Regions from separate parts of the Homo sapiens genome. Here region 1 is linked to region 2. A link is a contact called in ENCODE Hi-C or POLR2A ChIA-PET data. All regions are on one chromosome and are shown on one strand. The core of a region is the stretch at or near the end of the contact, and the rest is flanking DNA. Distances in the headings are between cores, read along the strand shown.

The links. A loop is a pair of places that touch in the nucleus more often than their neighbours do. ChIA-PET counts read pairs that join two places held with the same protein, here RNA polymerase II (POLR2A). Pooled maps may share reads with other maps.
Region 1: a loop to region 2 is called in a map with no recorded cell type, with 2.7 times the contacts of the local background. The contact joins two enhancer-like sites. A Hi-C loop is called at or near these places in 2 of 37 single-sample maps with no recorded cell type and 5 of 50 pooled maps. POLR2A ChIA-PET finds 5 or more read pairs at or near these places in 2 of 52 experiments (H1 and Panc1).

What each region holds. Positions count from the first base shown.
Region 1 is chr1:115,054,080-115,058,349 of GRCh38, forward strand. It overlaps TSPAN2 (tetraspanin 2), which reads right to left. Exons shown (of 8, transcript NM_005725.6): 6 at 3,458-3,529. Among named protein-coding and RNA genes, the nearest start is that of TSHB, 26 kb to the left of the region's middle. Within about 2 kb of position 2,437, at least 6 of the 41 ENCODE cell types and tissues checked have a DNase peak (open chromatin) inside an H3K27ac peak, as active enhancers do.
Region 2 is chr1:114,608,306-114,612,991 of GRCh38, forward strand. It overlaps DENND2C (DENN domain containing 2C), which reads right to left. Exons shown (of 21, transcript NM_001256404.2): 9 at 2,768-2,812; 10 at 381-568. Among named protein-coding and RNA genes, the nearest start is that of BCAS2, 29 kb to the left of the region's middle. Within about 2 kb of position 2,731, at least 2 of the 41 ENCODE cell types and tissues checked have a DNase peak (open chromatin) inside an H3K27ac peak, as active enhancers do.

The DNA of each region.
Region 1 (4,270 bases), core at 1,187-3,686, 450 kb after region 2:
TCAAAGGGCCTTCATGGATGTGGGGAAACTTAGACAGAAAGCCAAATAGATCACCTGTAACTATTATTAGTTTCTCCAACTTCAAACACTCCTATTTGGAGTGCTCTTAAGTAGAGGGATGCTCTCAATCCAACTGTACCCTCAGGTTGTTCAGATCTGTTCACTTGTCACTGGTTGGTTCCTTTGATACCATCTGAGCTATATAAAACCCTTACTTCTCTCTTCGTATTTCCTATCACACTTCATTCATTCAACAAACATTTCTTGAGCATCTACCTTGCATTAGTCACTGGAAGAGGGGTGGTAGATGCAGAGACAATAGGATATGGTTTCTCCTGCTTTCTGGGAATTCACAGTTTAGAGGACACAGATCCACAAGAGATACCTATAATGCATTCTGACAAAAGTTTGAAAACTACTCTTCTAAGGAGTGGCTCCCTTACTTAGTGGAAAAAATGAGAGTCAACCTATAGCAATTCTTTCACTCTTCCTCTCCTTCTCCTATACACTTAGATGCTCCCTTCCTTCAGTGCCAGGCATTGCTGTAGGTAGCAAGCACACTCCTGACTCCTTTTTCTCTGATCAGAGCCAAAGAGGTGCCCTTCTCTGTTGAAAGTTAACCTCATGGCTGGGCGCGGTGGCTCAAGCCTGTAATCCCAGCACTTGGGAGGCCGAGATGCGTGGATCACCTAAGGTCAGGAGATCGAGACCAGCCTGGCCAACATGGTGAAACCCCGTCTCTACTGAAAATAAAAAAATTAGCCGGGCATGGTGGCACCTACCTGTAATCCCAGCTACTAGCGGGGCTGAGGCAGGAGGATCACTTGAACCTGGGAGGTGGAGGTTGCAGTGAGCCGAGATCATGCCACTACACTCCAGCCTGGGCAACAGAGTGAGACTCTGTCTCAAAATAAATAAATAAATAAATAATAATAAAAGACAGTTAACTTCATATCCTGCTTTGGGTCTTTCAGCTCCTCAGGAAGCCTGCACTGCCAGTTACTTTTTTTCCTTCCTATACATTCAGCCTCTCCTTATCCATTGACATTTCTACTTATCCTATCACCATGCTCAGTTCTTCAATCAAAACAAACAAAACAACACTCGAGACTGTCCTCCTCTAGTTCTGCCATTAGGCCCTCCTTCCCTTCATTGCCAGCTTCTTTTTGTAAAAAACAAATGTACAAAAGGTATATTGGCTTTAGTCACAAAAGGAATACATGCTTCTTGTAGAAATCTGGAAAAGAGATTTTTTTTTTTTTAAAAAGAAATGTCTGTATTCTCACCATAAAAGGTAATAAATTTGTTGGTGATACTTACACACACAAACACACCTACACCCTTAGGTCATTCTTTATATTCAACAGTGAGCTTTTTAAACTTAATATTACAACTTTAAAAATGCCTTGTTTCACTAAAAATTTCTTTGAAATCATGATTATGATGATTATTTTTTTTTTTGGAGACAGAGTCTCGCTCTCTCACCCAGGCTGTAGTGCAGTGGCGCGATCTCGGCTCACTGCAACCTCTGCCTCCCAGGTTCAAGTGATTCTCCTGCCTCAGCTTTCTGAGTAGCTGGGATCACAGGCACATGCCACCACGCCTGGCTAATTTTTGTATTTTTAGTAGACGGGATTTCACCATGTTGCCCAGGGTGGTCTTAAACTCCTGAGCTCAGGCAATCTGCCTGCCTCTGCCTCCCTAAGTGCTAGGATTACAGGTGAAATCATGATTCTTAATGGTGGTAAAACATTTCATCATATGAATATACTACAATTTATCCAAACAATCCCCTATTGCCACATATTAAGGGTCTGTCCAGTGTTTTGTTCTTATGAATAACATGTAATGAGCATGATTTGCACAAAAACGTCTGTCTGCATTTCTGATTCCTTTTCCTTAGAATAAACTCCGAGAAGTGGAATTTCTGGATAGAAGGGCATAAACATACTTAATCCTCTAGTCTTACATAGTCATACTGACCTTTAAAACTATTTACTAATTTCTCTGAAAATGCTCACGACATCACGTTTACCAAAACTGTGTATTATTGTTAAGGGAAAGGAAAAACACTTGGTCAATTTCATAGATTAAACAACAGCATCTCTTCATTTTAATTTGCTATTGATTTTAAATATTACTTTTAATTTTCTATATTTTCTATATGTTTAATGGTAATTTGGACTTTGACTTTTGTAAACTTTCTTTCTGTGTCCTTGGCTCAAATCGAAACTTCTTGAAAGGATGCTCTCTCTCCTCACATCTCGCTCTCTGAAACCTGGGCTCTGTCCTCAATCCATCCCTCACAGCACGTCACCAGTTGGTTCCTTGCATGCTAAATCCTGCCAGCTTTTCAGCAGTTATTAGTAGACCTTCTTAGGCTTTCAGTTCCCCACACAAACCATGTCATTTCTGCCTCTGTGTTGTTGCTTACGCTGGTCTCTCGGCACGCAGGCCTCCCCCTCCCGCTTTCTGCCCAATGCTTGCATAATTACTTTCCATTCTTGAAGATTTAGCTGAGACATCATTACCTCTGTCAGCCTTCCCCATCCCCCAGCCTCTCGCCTCTCCTAAGTGCGTTTCCCTCTGTGCTTTCCGAGCACGTTGCACATTCCATGCATTCCTAATCACTGGACCGTATGGACTTCATGTTCATCCCTCCTATCAGACTGCAATGCAAGCTCCTTGTGAGTAGGAACTTTTTCTCCTTCTCCTTTGCATCCACAGTGCCGAACATAAGGTAGGCAGCTGATCAATACTGAATTGCCCTCAACAGCAGCACCTGGGCCTGGTGACCATTCCCTCCCCTTCCCGTGCTGTCTCCTCACTTGTGTCTGGCCGCCCCTCCCAGTTTCCTTCTTTGGCATCTCTTCTTTTGCCCACCCTTAAATTGTCCCCCAAGGATCTATCCTCATCCTTCTTTTCTTCCAAGTCTAATGGATCAAATCCGTATTTATAGCTTTAAGTTTCCCATCAAGTGCTGACACTCAGACCTCTCTCCTGAGCCACAAACCAGATTTTCCAACTGCCTACTGGATATTTCCATTTGGAAGTGCCACTGGCTCCTCAAAATCACCATGTTAAACACAAAGCTCATTTTCTTTTCTCCACAATTGGCTCCTTTTCCTCTCTCCCTCAGCTCCATAAATGACACCATCATCTATGTAGGTGGTGAAGCCAAAAACCCAGTAATGGATTCTCCTCTCTTCTCTGGTCACCACTCCTGTAGTTGTCACTTTCTAAAGGGCCCTCTTTAACATCTCTTGCTAACAACAAGGACAGCAGCCTTCCCAATGGGTCTCTCAGCTCAACGCTATTCATTTTCCATCAATCCTCTATGCTGCCACTAGAGCAAATTCAGTAAAATGCAGATCCCATCCGAGATTCTACCTTCAATGGCTTCCTAAGCTAGCAGCATGATACTACAGGTAGAGTAAGAACCTTGGTAGAAGCTTACCTTGTGTCCTAGAAGCTCCTTTGGGCATGTAGGTTGGACCTGTTCGGAGCTTTCTTTTCCACAGCACTGAAACTAGAGAGTCAGAAAAGAGACTTCAGGACCAGGCGGGAGGAGTAGCAGCTACAAGTCTGGGCACCCTGCTAAGGACTGGGGTGCCGAGGCGGCAAAGCAGCTCCGAGGCCCAGTCACTGCAACCCAGACTGCTATTTCTGGAAGGAGAGTGAAGAATCACATAATCATGCTGGCAAAACAAGAAAATGACTTCGCTAAAGCCATCTGAGTTTATGATGGGAAGTGACTCAAGGCAACCCAAACAAGGCAAGAAGCTAATTGACAGTGTCTGTGTAAATTGCTACTTTTTAGAAAGGGGTTGGGGCTTTAGATTCCTTCTTTCAGACTGGGAGTCATTTAACCTGCTGAGGAGCTCAAGTTTTATGAGCTGCAGAAGGACTCATTAGCTGGGAATAGTCTGGGGAAGAGGGGAGAAGTGGCTGCAGGAAATTCCAGGGTCCAAAAGACCAGATTTGAAGATTGGCCAGCAAACAGGTGTCCTGCTTAGGCTAGCTGGCCCTTTAAGACAAAAGAACCTGTGTGCTGCTTCAGGTCCTGGCGGCAGCTGAGGTGAAACCGTATAAATGTATAAATGGTGGCCACTTTCCAAGACATACTTGTCCTAGACAAGAACTAGGTACCTGAAAACACCTGGCCCAGGAATTCACAGCTACTTCTTCATATCACAGTGTCTAAAAAATCAGAATAACTCTGGCCTGGCCCATCTCCTCTGTAAGCCTTCTGTGATTAACTGCATGTAGC
Region 2 (4,686 bases), core at 1,481-3,980:
AAGTCACGGAACTAGTAAGTGGGAAATGCAGAGCTTTCACACAGAGTCCATGCTCTAAACCACTACCCTATTCTGTCACATTTATTATTCCCCTCCTTAAGGATGAGAAAACTAAGGTTTTGTAACTTGTTAAAGATTATTAAATGGCAGAGCCAAAAATTTAAAAAACTAACTAGGAAAATGAGCTTGTTTTGTTTTGCTTTGTTTTGCTGGGTTGCAGCTCATACCTAACATAAGATGTTTTCAAAGCCACCAGATCCTACCACAAGAACAGTATTGGTAAAAACTTGTTGAGATAACAAAAACCAAGAGGACAGGAAATACATGTACACAGAGACACAGGAACATTCCTGAATGCCTCTTGGCCTCCTTGTGCCTACCTTGCCAGGGAATTGTTGTATGACCTGGGGAATATAGCTTATTCCTGATGGTTTCTTCTGTAGAGACACCACCACAAAAAGTTCAAACAGCTGCTGCTCCTGTAATTCAATAAGATCCCGCTCCAAGGTCTGGTAGTGAGGATTCCTCTTGGAAGACGGTTGCAGTTGTGCTAAGCGTTTATGGCGATCTGTAATGAAATCATGGAGAAATGTTTTTTTCTCTGTAGCCCTACCTTCCTTTCAGCATCCAGAGGTCATGACCCACATAGGATTAATCTTCACACAGTCACTGCTGAATGAATGTTGAATAACCAGCATCTGCCACATAGACATACCTGTTAAGGCTGTGACATACTAGGGGGAAGAAGTGCAGACCCTCACAAGTGTGCAGGGGCCTCACTCCACTTCTGGCCAGCAGTGGGACTGACATTCCATGTCCCAACCAATACTTATGTATGTCCCAACAAATAATCTATGCTATCCCATCTTTCATGGCATCAAACCAGGACACATGGAAAATGTCACGAAAAAGCGCTAGACTGACAACAGATGCTACTGCTGGGAATGCCATGAAATCACAGGGTGCCAGGTGGCACGGGGCAGGGGGCAGAGATCTGATAAAATAATTCAGTCCTAAGTACAGAAAGGGGGAGTTTGATAAATTAAAATAAAAATTTTCCTCACATTGAAGAAACTGTCCAGTTCCCTTCTCTCCTTGCCACATATTACTAACAATGAATATATACTTGTATCAGTAAATGGTGCTACACACAAGAGAAAAAAATTAAGTGGAAGAAGACATCCATTAGCTGACTTTCTTAAAAGAATAAAATTATGGAAGCATACTATTTAAACAGTCATAGCAATACCAATTAAAACTGGATAGCATCTATCCTCTATTCTCATTTATCTCTAAATTTTGAGCAATCTGGGGTGGTCCCCACTGAAGGAAACTGTGGACTTGCAGAAAAAATAGTCTACACGTCCCAGTGATTTGCTTATGTATAATTCCGAGCCACTGATAGACTCAACCTCTAATTGTCTTTCCTTTCTTTTTGATACAATGCATTCTGTCCCAAAAGAAGTTATACTATAGATCAAAATATTAAGAGCATTTTTAAAAAATGCATCCTGGAATGGCTCCCCGGAATTATCCAGTACATTCAGTGCTCTAGTCAAAGCTTTACTTACCTCAAAGGGCTGAGTTCAAGTCAAGAAAATTTTAGGTCCTGTTTCTCAGTAGTAACAGCCCTAAATTAGTCATCTTCACACATCTAGGCTGAACCTGATGATTATTAAATTTCACCTTCAGTCAGGCTACAGAATCAAACACCTAAAGCAATTCAGGCCAGTGGAGGGAGCACAAGACTATTAATCATAAAATTAGGGTGTCAGATTAGGAACTGGAACTGCCCTGTACTCAGCTTTGATAATGCATGTCTTCTACTTTTTCCATGGCTTAGTATGACAGTCACTTAAATAGGAAGTAGATAACTTGCTGTGATAACTAGAAAGCATCATCGTTAGATGAAGGATGAAGGCACCATGAAGTGCTTGGACAAAGAGAGTCAGAAATGCATGGTGCATTCTATATTCTACTAGAAAGTAAACAGCACAATAATCTGGAATATAAATGCCTATAAATAACAAATAGATATTTCCTTTTTCAATGTCAGAGATATCAAAGTTACTTAAATAATTACACTTGAGTGGCTATAAAAAATCAGACATTTGGCTGGGTGCGGTGGCTCACGCCTGTAATCCCAGCACTTTGGGAGGCCAAGGCAGGCAGATCAACGAGGTCAGGAGTTCGAGACCAGCTTGACCAATATGGTGAAACCCCATCTCTACTAAAAATACAAAAATTAGCTTGGCGTGGTGGCACATGCCTATAATCCCAGCTACTCAGGAGGCTGAGGCAGGAGAATTGCCTGAACCCGGGAGGCAGAGGTTGCAGTGAGCCGAGCTTGCGCCACTGCACTCCAGCCTGAGTGACAGAGGGAGACTCCGTCTCAAAAAAAAAAAAAAAAAATCAGATATTTACTGCTCAGAGGATGATTCACACACTCTGTTTTGGCTGCCAGGAAACTACTGCATATATGTCTGGACATGCAGCTCTCTGCCGCTCCCCTAAGAATATTCCATCATAAGAACCATACTGTTTTGCCTCACTCCACTATGGGAGACTTTAAATGCTGTCAAACATCTGACAGTGTTTAATTCTGACTGTTTAATTCTCCAAACCTCAACAGGCTCTGAAAATAAGGAAATCATCTACAAAATGGAACTTCATGTGGGAAAAAACATGCTTAGTCACAAAGGTAGGTGCCACTCCACCTAACCCATGATCATCACAACAACGGGAGCAGCCCCATTGACTCACTCACTCTTTGGCAGATACTCGGCATCACTTTCGTTCCCACTGGTTTCACCTGAAAAGAGAGAAGGAGTTTCCATTTGTATTGTCCAACAGTAGGAAGTACATGAGGATGAGAACAATGTAAACCCACAAACCTGGGGACTTGGAGTAAGGAATAATAAAGCTGCTGAGCCTTTCTCCAAACCACTTGGTTGTATCAAGTTGGGATAGTTACCAAAAGAGAGTAAAAAGCTCAAAGAGGAAACTCCTCTACTACATCTTCTTCCCATACCCTACTTCACTCCTCGGCTCCCCTCTCATCCCTAATTCTAGAAACTAATTGCATTTCAGACCAGTTTTAAGAGTCTAGTTCAGAGTGGATTCTATTTCTATATCCACATAGTTGTTTGTATATTCCAAATAGAGTATCAAAGGCAAACACCAACAGGGCTAAACAAGAATCTAAACACCAACCAGACTATAAATTTAGAATAACAGGAAAACATGAGAACTAGGAGAGAGATATTACCAAGTCAGCCTACCTCTTCTATGGTGCCTCTAAGTGCCTCTAAACTACTTCTAGTCCATATGGATCTTTACTCCAAATTCTCACAGTACTCATACTGCTTTGAACTATTCTTACTTTCCCCAATCCGATTTTAAGTATTTTGGGGACAAGGGGCTATCTTGTTTTCCCAAGGGAGTGTTTTTGTATAATTCTGAGAGCACAGGCAACACACACACACACACACACACACACACACACACACACAAAGCAGCTTTTAAAATAAAACATTTCTAGATTAAGTTTGAAAAGTTAAAGCAAAATAGAAATACAAAGAAAGGGAAAAAATAAGGCCTAGAAGTCATAAGTGAAATTTGATTATATAAACTTGTATCTAATTTAAAAATCAGTATTAAACTCAAAAAGTGAACAATAAACTGGGAAAATATTTGTAAACACATTGCAGACACAAGGCTAAGTTTCTTAATATTCAAAGAACTGTTACAAATCAAGAAGAAAAAGCACAACAGAAAAAGGAATAAAGGGTGGGAATAGGCAATTCATAGAAAAAGATTTATAAGTTGTTGATAAACATGAAAACTGCCCAAATTCATAACGAAATAAATGTAAATTAAAACAATAAACAAGACATACATTTTCAACCATGATATTGCCATAAAAAGCTTTAATAAAGCATAGTATTTATTGATGAAGATTATGGGGAAAGAGGTATTTTCAAATGATGTTTGTAGAAACAAGCTGTTACAATCTGTTTGTGGGACAATTTGGCAGCAGTTATAAATTTTTTTTTTTTTTTTTTGAGACAGGGTCTCACTCTGCTGCACAGGCTACAGTGCAGTGGCACAATCTTGGCTCACTGCAACCTCTGCCTCCCGGACTCAACTGATCCCCCCTACCTCAGCTTCCAGAGTAGGCTGGGACTACAGGCGTGTGCCACCACACCCAGCTAATTTTTTTTTTTTTTTTTGAGACAGAGTCTCACTCTGTCGCCCAGGCTGGAGTGCAGTGGCACAATCTCGGCTCACTACAACCTCCACCTCCAGGGTTCAAGCAGTTCTCCTGCCTCAGCCTCCTGAGTAGCTGGGATTACAGGCGTGTGCCGCCACACTGGGCTAATTTTTATATTTTTAGTAGAGACAGGGTTTCACCGTGTTGGTCAGGCTGGTCTTGAATTCCTGACCTCGTGATCTGCCCATCTTGGCCTCCCAAAGTGCTGGGATTATAGGCATGAGCCACCGCACCCAGCCACCCAGCTAATTTTTGTATTTTTTGTAGAGACGGGGTTTCGTCATGTTGCCCAGGCTAGTCTCAAACTCCTGGGGTCAAGTGATCCACCCGCCTCAGCCTCCCAAAGTGCTGGAGTTACAGGTGTGAGCCACCATGCCTGGCCAACATTTTAAATCCATATGTTCTTTGATTAA